Linked DNA regions of Homo sapiens: region 2 is linked to region 1. The links are chromatin loops, found by intact Hi-C in ENCODE. Cell type or tissue: pancreas. All regions are shown on one strand. Links, peaks and the distances in the headings refer to the core of each region. The heading gives the core; the rest is flanking DNA. Region 1 overlaps LHPP (phospholysine phosphohistidine inorganic pyrophosphate phosphatase). Region 2 overlaps FAM53B (family with sequence similarity 53 member B).

The links. A loop is a pair of places that touch in the nucleus more often than their neighbours do. Peaks named below come from ENCODE experiments on the same cell type or tissue, not always from the same donor. Only the 100,000 strongest peaks of a DNase experiment are listed, where the experiment ranks them.
Region 2: it touches region 1 in a loop (2.2-fold over the local background); 107 of 110 quality-filtered maps call a loop at or near these places.

Annotation. Positions count from the first base shown.
Region 1 is chr10:124,533,882-124,544,028 of GRCh38, forward strand. The region is part of intron 6 of LHPP (phospholysine phosphohistidine inorganic pyrophosphate phosphatase); the gene reads left to right. Among named protein-coding and RNA genes, the nearest start is that of LHPP, 77 kb to the left of the region's middle. RefSeq lists enhancers at 1-278, 5,956-6,456. In pancreas, for the core only: a CTCF peak has its summit at 6,446 (motif pointing right); DNase peaks (open chromatin) are centred at 4,060, 6,400 and 9,406.
Region 2 is chr10:124,731,087-124,741,233 of GRCh38, forward strand. The region is part of intron 1 of FAM53B (family with sequence similarity 53 member B); the gene reads right to left. Among named protein-coding and RNA genes, the nearest start is that of FAM53B, 8.2 kb to the right of the region's middle. RefSeq lists enhancers at 1,779-2,321, 2,387-2,466. In pancreas, for the core only: no CTCF peak of the experiment used is centred there; a DNase peak (open chromatin) is centred at 5,605; H3K27ac peaks cover 2,222 bases.

The sequences.
Region 1 (10,147 bases), core at 1,493-9,492:
GTGGGATATGGAATGCAGGGGCTGAGGCATAGGGAGTGACACAGGGGCTCAGGGCTTTCCCATGAGTCGAGGCTCATTGGGTTGGCAGGGACCACATCTGCCCTGGTCGATGCCCTGCCCATGCAGGCTCTAACGGCAGAGTTTGGGGATTGGGGCGGGGGATGCAGGGGGCCTGGGGTGGGGAGCTTGGGGGCAGTGGGCCAGGCAAAGCAGAGCCCTTTGCTGTGTTGGAAACCCCTCAGAGGCCCTAGGCGTGATAAGTGAGTGTGACGCAGGAGAGTCTCTCTGCATGGGCCACCCACAATTGCAGAGAAGACGCCCTGCATGTCATAGGCTTGGCGGCCCATGCCGGGAATTTGGCATGGCCGTCTTTCCTCCGGTGCTGGGGAGCTCAGCAGCTGGAGGCAGATGCTGGATTGTCTTTCTCTACCGCAGCAGGGCAGGTAGCTTGTCTTTTAGTTTGTTTTGTTAGTCTCCTGTATCTGTGACTCTGCAGAGAGCCAACGGCAGGAAGAGGGCAGCACCGGCACGTCGGAGGCCGAGGACGGCTTAGACGGGAGGTCCGGAGGCTCTCAGCCTGACCAGCCCTGGCCTAGGGCCGGGGAAAGGCCTGGGCTTTGGGGTCAAGGGCAGGGGATGAGATCTCAGACCCACGACCTAACCATTGACCTGCCTGGGCCACTTCACCCCTGCATGCTTCCTTCCCTGTCTGTAAAAGCGGATCACGTGAGGGGCCTTGCAGGAAGCTCTGAGGCCCAGTGAGGCCCCCGGGAGACAGGCGAGACCGCTGTGAGCGCCCGTCCTTCCCGCCCGGTGCCTGGCAGGTTCCTATGCGCTCTCGGGGCTTCGGGCTGGGGCCCTGCTGCGGCGAGGGGGGTGCTCCCCAGGCTGGCGCTGTCGGTGGTGTGGCTTTGGCTGACACGAGGTGGAGAGGATCTTGTTGACCTGACCGTATAAAGTAGCAGTGAGGCCTTACAAGTAGTTCTAGGCCTGGAAAGGAAAGGGAAAGAAAGAGCAATGGAATCTGGTATTTTCTCAGGTGTCCTGGACTCCATCTGAAAGATTTCGCCATGGGAAACATTCCTTCCTGGGTCCTCGGCGCCTATTGTTACAGCACGCAGGCACCCGGGCTGTGGCCTAGGGGTGAAACCTCTCTCGATTGTGTGGCCATAGGTGGTTACTTAACTTCTCTGTGCCTCAGCGTTGCCACTGTGTGTGGCGATAGCAACATGTCTTCTTCCTAAGGTTGTTGGGAAAACACTGATCGCAACAGTGACAGATGCAGGACCCACTCCACCAGAAATTGTTCCATGAGCTTGTTTACCCACCAGACGCCTGTATGAGAGAGAACTGACATCGTCCTCACTTTGCAGAGAGGTTAAGTAACTTGCCTAAGGTCACACAGCCTTTGAACCCTGGGAGTCGAACTCCGTCATCTATGCTCTGAACCACTCTGCCACATGTGGTGGTTACTGTCAGTTCCATTTGTTTCCACACAGCTTTAAGTTAGTCCTGTGGTTTGCTTTTATTTTATTTTTAAGACATGGTCTTGCTCTGTCACCCAGGCTGGAGTGCAGTGGTGCAATCATAGCTCACTGCAGCCTCGACTTCTGATGAGATTCTCGCATCTCAGCCTCCCAAGTAGCCGGGACTATAGGCACATGCCACAATGCCTGGCTAATTAAAAAAACATTTTTTTTTTTTTTGTAGAGACAAAGCTGTTGCTATGTTGCCCAAGCTGGTCTTAAACTCCTGGCCTCAAGTGATTCTCCCACATCGGGATCCCAAAGTGCTGGAATTAGCTTGGCGTGAGCCGCCATGCCTGGCCTAGTCTGGTGGGTGTTTAAACCTTGCTGGCCTTTAGGGGTGCATGCTGTGAAGACCTGTGGGCCAGAGGCCAGGTATCAGGAGGAGACACTCAGGCCTGTTGAATCAGCTCAGTGCCACAGGGCTGCAAGAGCAGCTGCTTCAGGCTCCTCAGGCCGTGGGCCCCTGAGCACCAGTTCTGCTCTGCTCCCTCAGGGGAACTGGGGAGATCAAGGTGGGGCCCCTGGACCTCCCCTAATTCAGCCAGAGAAGCTCTCATCTCTTCCGGGGTCCCAGGCAGGATTCCCCTGGGCTGGGGTGGGAGGTTCTGCTGCTTTAAAACCACTGGAAAGGCTTGAGAACCAGTGATCTTCTGCCCTGTTACAGACGCGGAAGCCGGGGTGGAGCAGGCCTGTAAGGTGGGGGCTGGGGCCGGCACTGGGTCCCCGGGCTTTTCCACCCCTGCCGCGTGTGCGTGCAGACTGGCCCTGCGGTCCATGGGCTTGGGCCTGCCTTTTGGCTTGCTCCCGAGTATTTTGCCCAGAGGCCTTGTGGCTTTCAGGGATGCTGTCTGGGGCTGGAAGTCAGTCCTTGTTTTGTCCTGGCAGTAGTCAGCAGGAGGGAGAAGAAGGGGTTAACCTGTCTGGAACCAGGAAAGAGGAAGCGGTAGTGTTCCCGCATGCAGTCCCAAATAGACTCCTGCTCCTGCTCCGAGGCCACCCCAGCCAGGCTGGATGGAAGCTCCCCGGCTGGGCCATTGTTCCGGCCCCTCTCCCTCCACCCTGAGAAAGCCCCCAGCCCGGTGGGTCAGGGCAGGACATGGACAGGCCAAGGCTTTGGGCTCCAGGGAGGCCAAGCTGCTGGGGCCCAGAGACCCTGCTGTGTATCCCAGAGCCAGAGAAGAACCTCCCTGAGGGCTCTGTGAGCCAGAGGGCTGGGGGATGTCAAGAGACAGGCAGGGCAGGGCTGCAAGGTTAGAGTGAGGGGAGGGGTACCTGGTGCCATTTTGGAAGGGACCCCTGAAGGCAGGAAGCAGGACAGACCCCCCGCCATTGGCAGAAGACCTCTGGAATCCTGAGATACTTAAATTCCCTGCGGCAGCTCCAAGCCTAGGGAACCAGACAGATCGGGGAGGATTGGCTAGAACAGTGCATCCTGGTGGGTCGTGTTGGAAGCTCTCTGAGGTCCCTCTGCTGCTGAGAGATGAAGGAATGGAGCCCTGGCTCTGCTGTGGGATGCCAGGCTGCCCAGGCTCCCCGACCTCTCCAGCAACAAAAATCATAAACACAGCATATGTAATATATAAATAATAAAAGTAACAGCCATCTTTTCAGAATAATCTAGCACTTAGAATGTGCTAGGGAACATACAAGCACTTTTCTCCTTATTTACAGTAAGCCTTAAGGTAAATTTCATCATCTCCAGATTTTAAGTAAAGAATTTGAGAATCAGAGACATTCACAGCAACCTGGTGCACCCGGAGCCTGGCTGACCCCAGCACCGCTGCTGGCGGCCCCACCTCACTCGCCCAGTCTCCCTGCTTCCCCAGCCACCGTCCAGCTACCTCGAGAGATCCTGGGAGCATGGTGATTGTGGGGTGCATGGGGGCCCGTGAGCTGTTGGGGGTGTCAGGGTTCTGCCCGTGAGATCCTCCTTGTTGCCAGACATGAGGACCTGGACTGGCAGCTGTGGGTGGCCTCATGAATCAGGGATCAGAGATAGCGGGCAGCAGGCGGGCCCAGCCCGGAGCAAGCTGTGCCATTGGCGATGCGGGGAGGCTGGCCCCATCGAAGGCTGGTGGGACTGGTGGAGACTCCTGTCCACTGCTCAGCACTAGGCCTGCAGCAGACACCATGAGCCCCAAACTTCCCAAAGCCCTTCCCCAGTCCCACAAGATGGTGTCTGCGGACCGTGCTCGTGAGAGATGGCAGCCAGGCAGTCCCCACAGGGCACCCATTTTCAGCTGCCCCCGCTTCTCAGACAAGGAAACTGAGGCCAGAAAGCCAGGTGGCCCAGGAGCTGGCTTCCCCATTTCCTGCTCCTGTGGGCCCCACTGCAGTGCCCATGGGCCGGGCTGATATTACCCGAGACTTCGGAGCTCTCACGGGTGCGAGTAATTTAGGCTGCATGGACACAAGCTGCTGGCTTGAGTCGCCCCGTTATGAATGTGTGTGGGTCTGTGCCCCTTTCATGTGCTGCCACAGGGCCCACGAGTGTGCTGAAAGGGAAGGACACGGCCAAGGGGCCATGGTGGACAGGAGACCTTCTTGGGGGTTCGGTGGTGTCCTTGACCCCACTCTGACTGAGCACTGCCCCAAGGCACTGCCATTCCAGGCCCCCTTCCCTGAGCCTCCCACCCCAGGCCCACCCACCTGCTGGGTCCTCCCACCTGCGGGGCCCGCCATGCGGGGTCACCATGCGAGTCTCACCATGCAGGGTCACCACACGAGTCTCACCATGCAGGGTCACCACGCGAGTCTCACCATGCAGGGTCACCATGCGGGGTCACCATGTGGGGTCACCATGCGGGGCTCACCATGTGGGGCTTCAGGAGCTTGCTGAGCACCCTCCCCACCCACGGTCACTCTCCCTGGGGTCTGTAAGCCTCCCTGGGCCTGAGCAGCTCCCAGCCTTGCTGCTGCCTTTCCACTTCCTGGCAGTGAGGTCTCCTGGGTGCCTTCTCTCAGCCCTTTGGGATGTTTTTTGTGAGGAAGGGAGGCTTTGATGCTGTGGAGCATCTGTAGTGCCCACTCCAGTGGCTTCACAGGAGCAGCAGGCTGTTTGTTCTGAGCTGTTCCACCTTGTGCCTGCCAGAGGGGAGATAGTGGACAGGCCTCCCTCCCCCCAAGTGGTGGGGTGGACCCCCTGCCCGCTGTGGCCCCATACCTGGGGGCCACACACCACTGCCCTGGGCCGTGCAGCTGCTATGAAGAGTGTGCTGCTGAGACCCTGGAAGAGACGGAGGATGAAATTGTGTTGCCAGATAGTCCATTTGTTGTTCTGAGACTCGCATGCCTGGGAGAATCCTGGGAATTAACTAGCTCCTTCTCTCCCATCCCATTTTACAGAAAAGTGAGACCCAAGGTGGTTTCTGACTTGCCCAGAGGTCATAACTGCTTGGACAGTCATGGTCCTCAGAGCCCACGTTTGCTGACCAGTGCAGGCTCTCACAGCCACTCAGCTCCTGCAGCCGTGGCGTGGCAGAGGAGGGAAGCACTTCCTGGGATTTATGCTGCCTCCCTGACATTTCAAGGCCCTTCATTTCTCTAAATATTGGAGGAGTTGAATTATTTTTAGTTGAGCCTCAAGGGATCAGAGAATAAGCTTGCAGCAACGTTGGCAGATGGGCTTCTTCTAGCAGAGAGTGGTTATTCGGGGCCTCTTATTGAGAGAATCGGGTGATTTGAGGAAATCTGGGGTGTCCTGAGGCATACCAGAGGACCCCCAAGTTTTTCCTGTGGCTCGTCTGCCATCAGGAAACCAAAATGACTCCCCTCGTCCTGAGCTCTCCAGGGTGTGGACCTGGAATGCTTAAGGGGAGGCAATGGCATATCTTTAAGATGAGCACAGCTCCGGAGCCACTCGAGCACCCAAGGCCACGTCCTGCTCAGGGCACTTCGGGCCTCAGTTTCCTTATCTTTAAAATGGACAGAGTTGGCCGGGTGAGGTGGCCCTGCCTGTAATCCCAGCACTTTGGGAGGCCAAGGCTGGCAGATTGCTTGAGCCCAGGAGTTTGAAGCCAGCCTGGGCAACATGGCGAAACCCCATCTCTACTACAAGTACAAAAATTTGGCCGGGCATGGTGGCTCATGCTTGTAATCCCAGCACTTTGGGAGGCCAAGGAGAGCGGATCACTTGAGGCCAGAAGCTCGAGACCGCCTCTACTAAAAATACAAAAATTAGCCAGGCGTGGTGGCTCACGCCTGTAATCTCAGCTACTCGGGTGGCTGAGGCAGGAGAATCACTTGAACCTGGGAAGTAGAGGTTGCAGTGAGCTGAGATCGTGCCACTGCACTCTAGCCTGGGCGACAGAGCAAAACCCTGTCTCAAAAAAAAAAAAAAAAATTAGTCAGGCATGGTGGCACACACCTGTAGTCCCAGCTACTCAGGAGGCTGAGGTGGGAGGATTGTTTGAGCCCAGAAGGTTGAGGCTGCATTGAGCTGAGATTGCACCACTGCACTCCAGCCTGGGCGACAGAGCGAGACCCTGTCTCAAAAAAATAAAATAGACATAATAAGAGTACCTACCACCTACGGCTGGGGAGACCAGAATGAGATATCCTGCCAAAAGCACTCACCGCACTTCCTGGCACACAGCAAGGGTTCAGCAGTTACCCGCTTCTGCTCATTTTCTTGGTGTTCTCATCAGTATGATTATTTAGGGAAACTTGGGTCCCCAGATAACCGTGGGGAGGGGAGGGTTTACCTGCAGGTGCCCTGGCCCAGCCGTTCATGCAGCGCCGTGCTGTTTCTGTGTCTGTGCGCTTCGGTGGAGATGCTGTGGGTGGGTGGGCAGGTGTGCCTTGTGCTGTGGCCTCCCGAGACAAGGAGGGCTCCCACCTAAGCAGGGTCCTGCAGCCCAGGCACATAGCCCTGCCCTGGCCCTCCAGGTCCACACGGCTGTGGGTTCCCACCAGGGGGCGGCAGGGACTTGCGGCCGGGGACCCAGCCTGGTTTCTCCCGCTTTGCTTCGTGGCCAGGCTAGGGCCAGGGGGGCTGCGCAGGATGGGGCCTTTTCACCACTGCCTGGAGCCGCTCGCCCACCAACCCCACTGACGGCTCTCAGTTTCCCTTTCCCCGAGCGCCCTTCACCCTGAGGCACAGCACAGCCTCGTGCTCCTGGCCCCACTGGCCTGCTCCCTTAAGCTGAGTTTTGCCTTTGCAGTTTGAGTGACATTTTTGCTGGGGATCCGGGGCTGCTCGGGGTGGCCTCGCACACCCCTGCACTTTGGCTGCCTGGAACGTGGCTTGGGGTTCACGGTGCTCCATGGTTTGACTCACAGGCAGGGTTCCAGCAGCAGCAGAGAGAAAGAGCATCTTCTCCAGCCGGCCCTACAGAGGCCCCGGGACCCCAAAGGCTGCACTGAGGTGGCCACCAAAACCAGGGGGCAGAGTCCTCCTAAGTTCTGGCCCTAGATCTAGGCTCCAGATCTCCCGGGAGTTGGATCCAGAGGAACCTGGGCTCACTTCTTTAGCAGGTTCTGGACACACGATGCCTTTAGGGGCTCAAGAAAATGTTTAATTTATTTTAAAATTAGAAGGAAAATATCTCTGGAACATTTAGGGCCAAAGAAAATGTTTTAATGTTTTTTCTCACTTTAGAAATAATAATTCAAAAATCCATTAAATTATTTAACAGCTTTTTTAATGGAGGAAGGGGCCCCCCAAATCACAAAGTGGCCCTGGGCCCTGGGATGGCCGGAGGAGAGCCTGCCATACCCACGCAGTGTGCCTGAGTCCTGGAGTGCGATGTATTCTGAGCCACCCAGAATGGTGAGTCACCAAGAGGCAGCTTGGAGGTGGGCCGCTGCCCCTGCACACTGTGCTTGGGGGACACAGCCGACACGACCAGCCTGCAGTACCAGGATAGACAATTTGGGCTGGAGCCAAACTTGATCAGAGGGAGGCTGACTTTATCGAGGGCTGCTTTGTGGCGGGCGTTCATTGTGGAAAGAGCCCAGGAAGGAGCTCTCTGCCTTGCAAGAACATTGCCTGTGGCTCAAAATGGCCACATGGGATGCAGTTCCTGAGGTGGCAGAAGAGCCAGCCTCTGCTAGCCCCAGACCTAACGGAGTTGCGGCTCATGGCCACCCTGAGGAATTCCACCTGGGCGTTTGGTGTCCCTAGCATATCTCGAATGGCAGGCTGAGGCTCGAAAGTCTCATGCCTGTCTGCAGGACCCCCGCGTGAGCCTGGGACCACCCGTGGGGACAGTGTGTGTCTAGGCAAATGCCTTGGGCACTCGAGGGGGCACTGAGGCCCTGGAGGGCTTCTGTGGGTGGGAGTTCCCATGACGTCATCCCTCAGTACAAGCTACGAGGGCTTCTTAGAACACGCTGGACACTGGGGAGGGCTCTAATGGTATTTGCACAAATTTGCAATGTTGGAGACCAGAGTGGAGTGGGCTGGGCGGGCCAGGCCCCGGCCCAGATGGGGTGACCTTTCCTTCACCCCTACTTCCCCACTGCAAGGGTGCTGCCTCCCCAGCTCCTACCTGGGGAGATGCTGACATCTGGTCATTCGCAGAGTGCCCTGTGCCCACATGCTGTCCCTGTCCAGACATGAAACGGACAGCAGGAGGGGGCTTTGAGGGGTCTCTCCTGAGACACCTCTCCAGCTGAGGCTCCTGGAGTTGGAAGCCCCTGCAGACTCGGTGGCTGCCTCACCAAAGGCTCCATCTGCATTTGCCCCCATGACCTTCCCACTGTGCCTGGGACCGCAGTTAGAGCTGACCAGCACCTGGGGCAGTCTGGGGTCTGGGGCTGGCGTTCGGGCCAGCATGGAACACAGATGCCTTCAGTGGCTCTGGTGGGCACGGGGCTTGCACAGATCGGACTGTGACCCCAGGCTGTGGGACTCAGCCACCAAGCGCCTTCACTTATTTACTGACCTTGAAGTTATCCAGCACTTATGTGTTTACAGATACCTGCACAACAGCCAGAGAGGTACGAATACATCTCCACCTACAGGTGAGGGCACAGAGAGGTTAGGACCCACCTGAGGGGATGCAGCCAGCAGGTGGGACTTGGGCCCTGGCAGTCTGTTTCCAGCCTGTGTGCTCAGGTCCAGGGTCTCCCTGGGACTGGAGAGGGCGCTGGGGGAATGGAGCCGCCTCCTGCATCAGAGCTTCTCCTGCTCCAGTTCAGCCTGCAGCTCTCCTGCATCCCCAGGTGGGGACCAGAGAGAGGGGCAGGCTGGTACCAGCCTGGGGGAGGGGGCAGTTACCAGAAGACCTTGGTCCCCATCCCAGCCCTGTGCACCCTGGGGCCCAGCCAGGCTGGAGGCCCATTTTTCCCAGAAGCCCACCTCTCTGCCTCCTTCCAGGGGCTCACCCCGCCCTGCTGCCTCTTCTTGATCGCCTCCTTGCCCCTACTCTCCCCTCTGCCCTCTCGCCTCCCCTCACGTTCATGGGGTTTTGTGGACGCGCCTGCCTGCCTTTCATCAGTGGTGTCCAGCCGTCTCCCTGACCGAGGCTGAGGGTCCTGCACATCTAGGCCCCGTCACGGTCGTTCTCCCCGGTCCCTGCCTGCCCATGGCTCTTGCCACAGTGGGGATGCAGCAGCTCTGGGTTGAGTGTCTGTCGTTGCCCCTGCACTGCGTGTGCCCTGTGAGTGGGGGCTGCTGTGCCACACCTCACTGCCACCCATGCCCATCTCAGGGTGTGGGCCCAGCGGGTCCTCAGGCTGTACCTGTCAGGGGGCTGGATACCTGGACAGGGCCTTGTCCGAGGGTTGACTGGGAGAGAAAATGCCCCCGTTCCAGCTCGGGCAGTACAAGCCTTCATCCTCCCAGACTCCACCTCCCTGGCTGCTCCTTCCTGTATGGCCCCCACAGGGGTTGGCAGGGCGCACTCCCCAGAGGGACAGGAGTTTGTGGCCAACCTGAGGGTAGACACTGCCTGTCCTCCAGACCCCTAGACACCCCCGGTCGGCCCAGGTGCGGGGTCTGCCCGCATCCCACAGCCATCTTTCCAGCGAGGACAGTGCAGGCGCAGGTGGCTGTACCGTGGCTGCGGTGATGTGCTGACTGGGAACGGCAGAGGTGCCCTGGGAAGGCGGAGGTCTGGGAGCCCCACAAGGGCTGAGCCTTGGGGCCTCAAAACAGGGAGTCTTCTCTGGGCTCAGGGCCTTTCTGGAGATGGGACTTCTAGGTTGCCAGGGCCACTAGCCGTGAGGAGTTCAGCTGCCCATGGTGGCGGCGGCTGGGCTGTATCTTGCACTTCTCAGCTGTGTGGAGGGGTCCGTGGGGCCTGTCTGGGCCCAGCACAGCAGCGCACAGAAAAGCCACTTTATATATTTGGGATTCTATTAATCCTTCTAGTTTGTACATTTTTTATGGCACCTTCAATTTTTTTCTTTTAAAAATTAATATATTTTTTTTTCTGATAATATAAGAAATGCATGCCTTCTTTGGAAAATACAGAAAATCACAAAGAAAATAATCCACAATCCCACCTTCCAAAAGGAACCACAGTTAGCATTTTGTTCAGCCTGTTTTTTAAAAAACAAACAAACAAAAAATGCATACTAAAAGCAACGATTTATAAACTGTGGTTGTAGAGTTAAGCTCATACCCAGAGTTGCCGGCATCTCACCAGTTCCTCTCCTGGGACAGTGATTGT
Region 2 (10,147 bases), core at 662-8,661, 200 kb after region 1:
GAGCTAAATGACCTTGGGCACTTTACCTCACAGAACCCTATATTCTTCATCTATAAAAAGGGAATAATAACAGCACTCACTTCTCAGGGTGGTTATATGAATTAACGGCGAAGCCTAACGCACAGTGGCATTCAAAAAGTACTTGTTGGGTGAATGAAAACGGGAAAGAACTGGGTGCTTGGACTCGCACTATCCTGTTTATTCCTCCTGCTCTGTTAAGTAGGCACTATTATTCCCAGTCCACAGATGAGAAAATCACAGCTCAGAGAAGTGAAGTGGCTGAACCGAAGTCAAAAGCCATCAAGTGGCAGCACTAGAACCCAGGGATCCTTTTCACTGGTTCTGTGCCCTACTCTTTCTTCTCTCAGGCTTTTCTAACTGACATCAGCCCTACCCAACATTCTGCCCAACTGTCTGGGCTCATCTGTACTGCCTTGTACTATAAGAGGCTCCATTTATAAAGGAAATTATTAAGACACACAAAATCAACCTTTTTTTTTTTTTTAAGGAATCTAAGACGTTGAGCTCTACTAGTTCCTGTTCCAGACACTGTTCTGGAGCCCATCCCACCACCTACTGGTGGGGTTCCACTTCACTGGAACACCTCTCACAAGGCGGCTCCCTTCTAGCGTGCGGGATTCCAGTGAGGTGTGGCATGCTAGACTGCCACATGAAGTTTTGGCTGTGGCCCTTCCCCGCATCACCTCCAAAACTGTAAAATGCTTCCCCGACCTTGGAGACGGGGACCAGAGAGATGCTCCCTGCAGTTCTTCCCAGAGGTGTGGGGGCCTTCACATGGGCTGACGCAGCTCAAACATGAACTGAACGATGGCTTGTTTCTTCCTGCATTTGGCATGAAGACCCAGCTCCCTCCCAAGTCTTCTCCCTATCTCCTCCTGCCTATCTCCTCCTCCATGTCTGCCAGGATCAGCCCTGAGCAGAGGAGAGGGCAACCTGGGATTGCTGTCTTCTCTTCCAGGGCCCTAAGACACCAGTGGCTGTGACCACCATGCTGGCTCCAGTAGCAATCAGGGGGTAGGACAAAAATTGAGCCAAAGCTAAATCAGAGATGAGCAGCCAGCCACACAGGGAACAAGTGCCTGGGCTCCAGCTCTCGCCTGTGCCTACACTCAGGGCTAAAAATTCAGCCCTGTCTCCAACAGCGCCCAAAGCCTGGCCAGGCCAATGGCTGCCTCCCATAAGGGATTCTACCCTGGTTCCCCCAGGTTCCACTATCCACCCAGAAACCGGGCAGGATCAGCCACGCTCAGTCGTCGTCTTACAAGTGCAGGGGAAGGGCTTGGCCAGGCAGGAAGCTGGCAGACCCAGGGAGCTCCTCAGGTGAGCAGACGGACACCACCCTGGCCACGCTCCTCCATGGCAGAGGAGCACGCCACCACGCCATGTCTCAGAACAATGACTTCCTGAAATCATGTGTAACATATAAGGACTCACCTGAACCTCACACATGCTTTTAAAAATTGTTTTTTGGCCAGGGGCAGTGGCTCACACCTGTAATCCCAGCACTTTGGGAGGCCCAGGCGGGGGCATCACCTGAGGTCCGGAGTTCAAGACCAGTCTGGCCAACATGGTGAAACCCCGTCTCTACTAAAAATACAAAAATTAGCTGGGCATAGTGGCACACGCCCATAGTCCCAGCTACTTGGGAGGCTGAGGTTGCACTGAGCAGAGATCACGCCACTGCTGCACTCCAGCCTGGGTGACAGAGTGAGACTCCATCACAAAAAAAAAAAAAAATCTTTTTTTCCCCAAAGCAAGTTAGAACTCATTTACCTGTGGACTATCACGTACTCTCCTGAGCCCAAGGTGTCTGATCTCCTCTCTGCTCCTACTTCTGGTCATAACGCTCTTTCACTCCAGTTTGCTGCTCAACTTTTGGCCTATGCGGACGCAGCCAGGCCAGATCCTCTTTTACTTTCTTTTCTAACAGGTGAAGGCATGTGCTAACCTCCCCGGGAATGAGATGAACAGAGAGGTTTACTGTTAAAATCAAAACCATCTGTGGCTAACTTACTCACTTTCTTCTTCCCTTAGGAGTAAATGCAGATGAGCAAAACCCTACCAGCCTTGGAAAACACACCCCCCAAAGCTAAGATGGGCTGCTAACTGCAGTTCCGCCTCCACCTCTGCACAGGTTCAGTATTTTTCTTAATTCTCCTCTTCTGGGCCCAGGTCACATGCCACACAGTCAACGGGGCCTGGAATCTGGGCTGGCATCTGAGGGCGGTGGAGGCCTCAGGCGCACTGGCCGCCAAGAGTCAGGTGACTCAGGCCCGCCATTCTCGAGTGTCTGTGTCAGCAGCTTCCCCCTGCCTTTGAGAACACTAGTGAGAACAGGCTATGACAGAGCCCAGGGGGCACCGAAGCTCCCTCTTCCATCGCACCAACACGGTTAGGTGCCTGTTTTTCCCTTTAAAGAAAAAAAAAAGGTAGTTTTACACTGAATCAGACTGTTTCAACTCACACAACGCCAGAACTTTGACTTCTTTAGTTCCAGCGCAGCACAGACAAGAAGTTCTGGAAGCTCTTGGGAATCCCAAGGGCGCCTGCTAAATGCGAGAGTTTTGTCTAAAAATAAACAAAGACCACATCACTCTGGCCAAGGCGGCACTTGATGAAAATTCTCAGAGGCTAGTCTCATGCTTCTCCAGGAAGGTCACTCCAAGGTCAAAAGGCTGGGCCCCTGGGCAGTGTCACCCCGAAGGTGGGCTTTCTCCCAGCCCTTCGCCCTTCCCTTTACTGCCATCCTGACCTAGATCAGCTCCGCTCCCCTCTGAAATCTACACTCGTCTCACTCAGGCTCCAGGTCTCCCAGATTCCCTGACACAGTCCCATGGTGCTGTGACTGGGGACACCTGCTCTCCTGGTCTCGAATGTCTCCTCCTCCCCGTTCTTCATCTGTCTAAACTCCTGCTCATTCTTCAAGACTCAGGTCAGCTGTCACCCCCTCCAGGAAGCCTTCCCTGCCCTCCTCTCTTCAGCTCAGTTAGAGAGACTTTCTATGACTTCCAGAGGACGGTGTAACTCACCAGTACCTTGTGTAAACACACTTTCATTCATTTATTACACTGTGTCTAGCACATAGTAGAACCTCAATAAAAACCTGCAGTCTGACTGTCCATAATACGAGCTATGAGCTCCCTAAAATCAGACATTCGGTAGATCCATCTCTGAATTCCTCAGGGCCTGACGACTTGTCTGACACACATAGTAGCTGTTACTCCACATTGATTGAACTGCACTGAGCCTGGGGGCCACCACCATGGCAGGTATGTTTTGTGCTCATCACAGGAACAGTGACACACCCAAGGAGGACACAGTGGGTGAGGATGACACGCTCCACCTGGCAGATGAGTTCTGTCACATCCATGAGACCAGAGGCAGCCGAGACACCTCAGAGACCTCCCTTATGCAGCCCTCGCTCACAAAGCTTCAGGATCTCATTGTCCTAGCAGGTCTGCTTCAAGGCCACCCATGCCCAGCCACCTTGGTGGGTCCTCTGGAAAGGACGCTCTAGGGCCAGCACCAGAGGGGAGGGGCTGTCACAGTCTGGAGTCAGGGCCCCCTCCCAGAACCTAGTGAACAGCATGAGTCTTCACACTCCATACAAAGGGGTGTCCCTCAAAGCTACCCAAAGTGCAGCAGGAAATCTCATGAGTCAAGACTGTCCATCCTGTTCACCCCACAGGATGCCAGCCAGCCCCAGACTCATGAGGCGCGATGCTCACCAGACCCAGGGAATAGGCGTGTCAGGAGTCAGAGGCCTGCACCAACAGAAGCCAAGCGGCACAGCCTGGACCCTTCCCTCTGTCCTCCAAGCCAAGGGCTCCTTTCAAAGCTTCAGCAAGCTTAGATGAGCTCTTGCTCCTGCAGACTGAGGTCAGGTTCAGGTGGCAAAGGGATCTAGAAGCAGCCGGAATCACACCGCAGGCCGAGCTGGGGGCAGGCGCTCCAGCTGCAACCACATAACCCGCACCCGGAAGACGCTGACTCCAGGTGTCCAAGGCAGCTCCCCCAACGTGAGAGGAAGAACAAAAAACAAAGATGCCCACTGCAAAGCACCTAAAGAGAATCCAGAAGGTGGTAAGTGGGCCCCTCACTCTCAGTCTAGGTAGGTATGCAGCCATTAATTCCTTGGTTTCCAAAGAATTCATTCACAGAAGTGTCGGTGGCAGCAGAGCCAAGACGGTGAGGCCACATCATGACCCATACATGCATTTAACGTTCTATGCTTAGGAGCAAAAGTAAATCACTTTTGGTAAAAAAAGATTTCGTTTCCTAGAGAGAAAACTTAGATTTCACCAGTCTCAACTCTTGGTAACAGACACACTGCAAACTAAACTGTAATGCATACTTTCAACTTTTCCTCCCGAAAAAAACCCTACGCTATCTGAGAGAGGAAGATGCTGGAGGAGAAAAGGCTCTATCCGCCCCAGCCTGACCCGTCCAGCCAAGCCCAACTCCAGTTGAAGTCCCCTCTGCTCTGTCCTGTATCTTGTCATCACTGACTGACCTCCTCAGGGCAACCTGCCTGACTCATGTCCTTCCAGCCTCCCTTCAGTCCTCGCAACAGCACGCGCTTGCCACAGGCTGCGTGAGATACTCACTAATGTCTGGTGGGCTCTAAGTGTCCTCAGGTGTGGTCTCACTCAGGGCCCCGAACCTATGGGCTGGCTGGGGGTGCTGTCAGCACTGCCATACTCCAGAAGAAGGAATGGGGGCCAGAGAGACAGTCGCCTGCTCAAAGGCACATGGCATGGCGGGCAAAGGGCAGACCTAGGATTTGAACCCAGGCTTCTGATTCCAAAGCTGAATGCTACTTTTGCCCTCGATGATACAGAATTGGGTTTCACCTAGACTCTGCCCAAAGTTCCTCTGTGACGCCAAACAGTCCCATTCTTCCTGCAGCCACAAGAAGCACCTAGGTGGCATGCAGCCGACCATGGGCTTTGCAGCAGAACCCCTGCCTGCCCAGTCACACTCATCTCCTACCTGGCACTGCTCTGCAAGGCACTACGCCCATTGCAAGGGGCTTCTCAAACAAGCTCTAAACTGATCTTCCTAAAAACGCTGGGTGGCAGGACCAGCAAGGTGAGAAATCAGAGGCCCAGTGAGGGTTACAGGGCAAATTAGGTCCAGCAAGTAGGCAGTCTGTGCCCACTACCTTCCAGCCAGGAAACTGAATCGTTTGACTGCCAAAGGGATTACAGGGGAGAGCGGTTCCTACGGCCCGGTCCCCAGGATCATGCCACAGAGGGGCTTCCCCGCATCCTGCACTCCTTCTGGAGACTCAAAACCACAGACCTCTTTTCCCCCGGGCTCAGGAGCCAGGCTCCTTCTCCTCACCCAGATCATGGAGACACCCAGCTGCAGAGAACTTAGTCTTTCCACTTCCAAACATGCAGAGAAGCTGCTCCCAGCCAGCGGACAGAACCTCCCTCTGCTCCCAGGCCCATGGCCAAGGCCAATGCCAGAGCAAGGGGAATTCCAGGCAGGGCCGAGGCCTCTCCCAGCTGGGCTTTGTCTGTCAGGGTGCTTCAGGCTTCAGCCAGAGGGCAGCCTGGGAGGGAGGGTGGCCTCCACGGGGTGGGGGCAGGCAGCAGCAACTGGAACCTGCATAAGCCGCCTCTCCTGCACAAGGCACAGTCCAGCTGCCAGGACACACAGCGGCCCCAGACAGGACCTGTACAAACCCAGCTATCCAGGAGCTCGAGGGCCCACCCACGCCCCCTCCTAGAAGCTGCAGCATGGCACCCAGGCAGGAGTTGCCAGGGAACGCCCACTGGGCAATGCACGTGTCTTACAGCAGGAACTCTCCTCCCCTGGTGAGCACTGGATGGAAAAGCAGCAGGGTGTGGTAGAAAGAATACAGGGCTGAGGTCAGCTGGGCCAAGTTCAAATCCCAACCTGGGGTGAGTGATTTCTGCAGGCAGCATGTCTTCAGCAATGAAATCGGGCTAGTCCCTGAGCCACAGGTTGTGCTGAGGATTAAATGAACTAATGAAGCAAAGTGCCCGGCTCCACACTGGACACCCAGCAGATGTCCAATCAATGTCTGCTAAATGAATGTGGAAATTGCAGCCCTGAGAAAAATAGCAATTCTCCTCTTCTCCCTTCACTCGGCCCAAACCCAACTCCCCACAGGGGGAAGAGCCCTTATTCACTACTCACCACCACCACAACACAGCCGGGCAGACTGACACACTTTTGGCAAAGAGGCCAAAACCTTTTTCAGCAAGCTCACCTTTACAAGGTTTCAGCACCTTCCATTGGGACTGGGGGGTGGGGACGGGGGATGGGTAGCATGTTTCACTTGGCTAATGAACTCTGTGAGCAATGATCAAGTTCACCTGCTGGTCTACGCTAAAGCAGGCTGTCTTGCAAGCAGGAATTAAGGTTCCACGTCATGAGAACACAGCAGTAGGGCAGGGACTCAGGAGACAGAGTCTGCACCTTTGACAACTGGCTACGGGACCCTGGGAGAGTCACCTCACCTCTTAAGGATCGGACTTCTCTTCCAGAAGGTTACATCAGCAGGCCCAAGAAGCTCTCACTCTCCAAGCCCCCTGGCCATTCTAAACACAATTCTATGAAATGTAATCCTGAGTATGTTCACAGGAAGACAGGCTCTGAGCTGACAGAGTGACATTCACTGCAAACCTGGGTGAAAAAGACTCACCACTCACTGGGAGTTGCCAGGATATGCCCTGGAACCTAACTGCATCTTTCCTCCCCTGAGCCCCAGGGGCACACGGTATGCCAAATCCCCAGAAAGAACAAGACCACTAGGACTGTGGGGAGGCAGGGCCTGCATGAGAACTGCCCTGAAACCACAGCCTGAGTAAAATCTGCCCCCTTCAATCTGGAAAGAAGGTGGTTCAAAGGGACTGTGCTGAATCTTGGCCCAGCAGAAACAGAAATGACCTCGATGATGCCCACAGCAGACACTTCCCCTAGGGATGGGTGCCCTTCAGATGCCACTTCACCAAGACAGAGCAGCAGCAGCAGCAGCAGCAAATGCCAATAGGTTTGCTCCGCTCCCGAATACGAAAGCCCCCAATCTCCTGCTAAGGAATAGGGAAACTAAGGAACCGACCCGTAGGTATGCATGGGGTCTATTACAGCCCTCACTCCTCAGTCTTGGATGCACAAGAGAATCGACTCAGGAACTTTAAAGATACCAATGCTGGGTTGCTGCCCCCCTCTCCAAGATTGTGATGTAATTGGGCCTGAATGCAGCCTGGGCATCTGGATTTTTTTTTTTTTCCAACCTTCCCAGGTGACTCTAATGTGCAGCCAATATTCAGAACCATTACTTTACTCTAGCTTCTAGAAGTTCAGAGCACAGGGGCCCCAGCACGCTCCTACAAACTCTTCAGGGGCAGAAAGGACAGCATGCCTGGCCAGGCAGGCCTTGCTAGAGATGGGTCTCCTTATTCTTCCTTCAAAACACACGCACACTCACACCCCCCCGAGAAGCAACCTGCAAAGAACCATCTGTCTGAGACAGAATGCAGGGCCGCTGCCCAGCCCTGGCTGGGGCGTACCAAGTTCAGTCACACTGGAGGATATACAATTGTGTTCAGTTACTTGATTACTTTAGGCACGTAAACAAAATATGATATTGTACAGACCTGGAGTGGCAACCACCACATCATAATTTACTTTGAGACATCTGAATTACAAATGCAAAAAGAAAAAAAAGTTGGAAACACTTTTAAGAATCTCTCTGAATGGAAAATGGAATCTGAATAAATGGTGGTGTTTCCAGTGGGCTGCCAGGTTTACTTCCTGTTTCCCCCAGAAGGTCACTGGAAATGTTTTCTTGTGAATCTGCCTTTTCTGAGATTGAAGCAAAACATCTCAGCCTCCCAAACTATGGCACTCACTGCCTTTGGTCCTACAGTACATACAGATTCCAATCACTCCAAAAAACAAAAAAAAAAAAACAAAAAACAAAAAAACACACAGCCATAGCAGAGGGGAGAGGAGGGGAAAAGGCAGTTAAAAGTTCTAGGTTTCTCTGTGGTGTTAACAAGACTAAACAAAATTTCTGCTTTGAGATAAAACAGAACCCAGTGCCTCTATCATATGAACACACAGCAGGGCATATGGAAAGCAACCAGGCTCTGAAGGAATAGAGCTCCTTCCTGGCTTTCTGCCTTCCGGCTATGTGGCCTTGGGCCAGTTACTTGGCCTCTCTGAGCCTCAGCTGTAACTGCAGGTTTGCTTTGAGAATTAGAGAGTGTATACAAAGCCCAGGGCCCAGGGTGGGCCTTCAACAACCAGTGGGTGCTGCCATTATTCTTTGAACAATCTGCACCCATTTCAGCTAAATCCTTGGGAATCATATTATACTAGCGCAGGGGAAGAATCTGTTTCTTTGTTTAACAAGAGAACAAAAAGAGTGAGTGGAGAAGTCAGGAGTTAGCCTGCCACTGCGTTCTGAGGTCAAATGGGCTGTTTACGAACATGATTTGCTTTCACCCTCCTGAGACTGGCACCGTGAAAAAAGTCCTTCCCGAGACTTACAGATGCCCAAGAGGCAATGTGGTCTCCATGATAGTCCAGCGTGGTCTGGCCAAGCTGTCCCCCATCCCCCATGCAAAAGCCAGCTTCCCCGTGCAGCCCCCACAGCAGGAGAGACGGAGAACCATTAAAGCGGGGGTGCCTGTCACACTCCTCTGTAACCCCTGACGTGATGTGAAATTCTACAAGGTAGACCCTTTGAAATGCAAAATCTTCCAGAGTCCTTCAAACGTGTTTTTATTTTCTCGGGTTCCTAAGGCTGCTTTCAGATCCACCCATCAGCATTTCCCCCTCTCAATCAACCCACATTTAACAAAAAAACAAACAAACAAAAAAAACGACAAGAAAAACCCAAGGACGTCTCTATTTTTCAGAAAAGCTCAAGTATCTCCAATCACTGTGAGGGGAAAGAAAATAAAATCTTCAGCTCCAGCCTCCTCGCATCACTCCAAGACACCCAGAAGCCAAGTTTCCTCTGGAAGATTTCCTCCCATCCTAGCCAGCACAGCACTCTGTTGCTCAGGATCTCAGAGAACTTTCTTAGATAAGAATCCGAGTTCTCCCTGACCTAAGTTCGGTGAGGTTAAGACAGGCACCACCAAAACCACAACCCGCAATACACGAAGCCCAAATCTTGCCCCAAAACGCTGTGCACAGGAGGTTTGGATTAAGCATCAAAGAAGTTACCTTAAAACAAAGTTGTTTGGCAAAGAAAAATACTTCACTGTAAGAAGAACCCTAGGGAACGGTAAATTGCTTTTGAATATGGACTTTTCAGTGGCGCAGTCATTAATCATGTTAATGTAAACTGCGCTACAACAAAAATTTTCTAAGCAAGTCTCAGGGTACATCAGCATATCTAAGCCTCTGGGTTTGTTTCCAAAGTTCACATCCAGGCAGGCAATGAAACTGCTGTTAATGGGGTCAGCTATTACAGTGCCGTCCCCAACCTTGAGCCATAATAAAGGTGACTCAGCCATCCAGAAAAAACCCTCAAACTTAGGCAGGAAACAAACAAATTAATCAGAGAAAGAGAGTCAATGATTTTTGGAAAGTGTATCCGTTGGACAAGTTTAAACAGAAACTCTCCCTGGATGATCAGACTGACATTTCAGAAAGGAGTTGAGGGAGAACAATCAACACTCCTCCCAGCACCCAAGTCCCCTGGCCAGACCCTGTTTTGTGGCGTGGAGGGGAGGGTAGCAGCCGGACGAGGCAAGGAGGAGGAGAGTCCAGCAGAGCTAAGCTTCGCTGAGCCCCGCCAGCTCCGGCCATGTGCTTTGTGTTGGCAACGAACCGGTTCTTTCAAAAGAGGAAGAGTCTGACAAAAAGGACAGCTGCAGCAAAGCAGAAGCTGAGGGTAAAAACCTCTCCAAAGCCCTGAGCTCGGGATTCTCCCCTAAAGTTAAATCAAAACACCACTGGGGTTTGCAAGGACTAGTTCATCTATTAGTCTTCCCCTTGCTGGATCAATTAAAGAGAGTCCCTCCACATCTGGTTTCCATCGAAAACCGAAACTTGTATTATCAGCATATTACATAACAAATTATGCCTGCAGGTTTCTTTTATTACACATCAGAGAGGTGTGCGTGGTGGT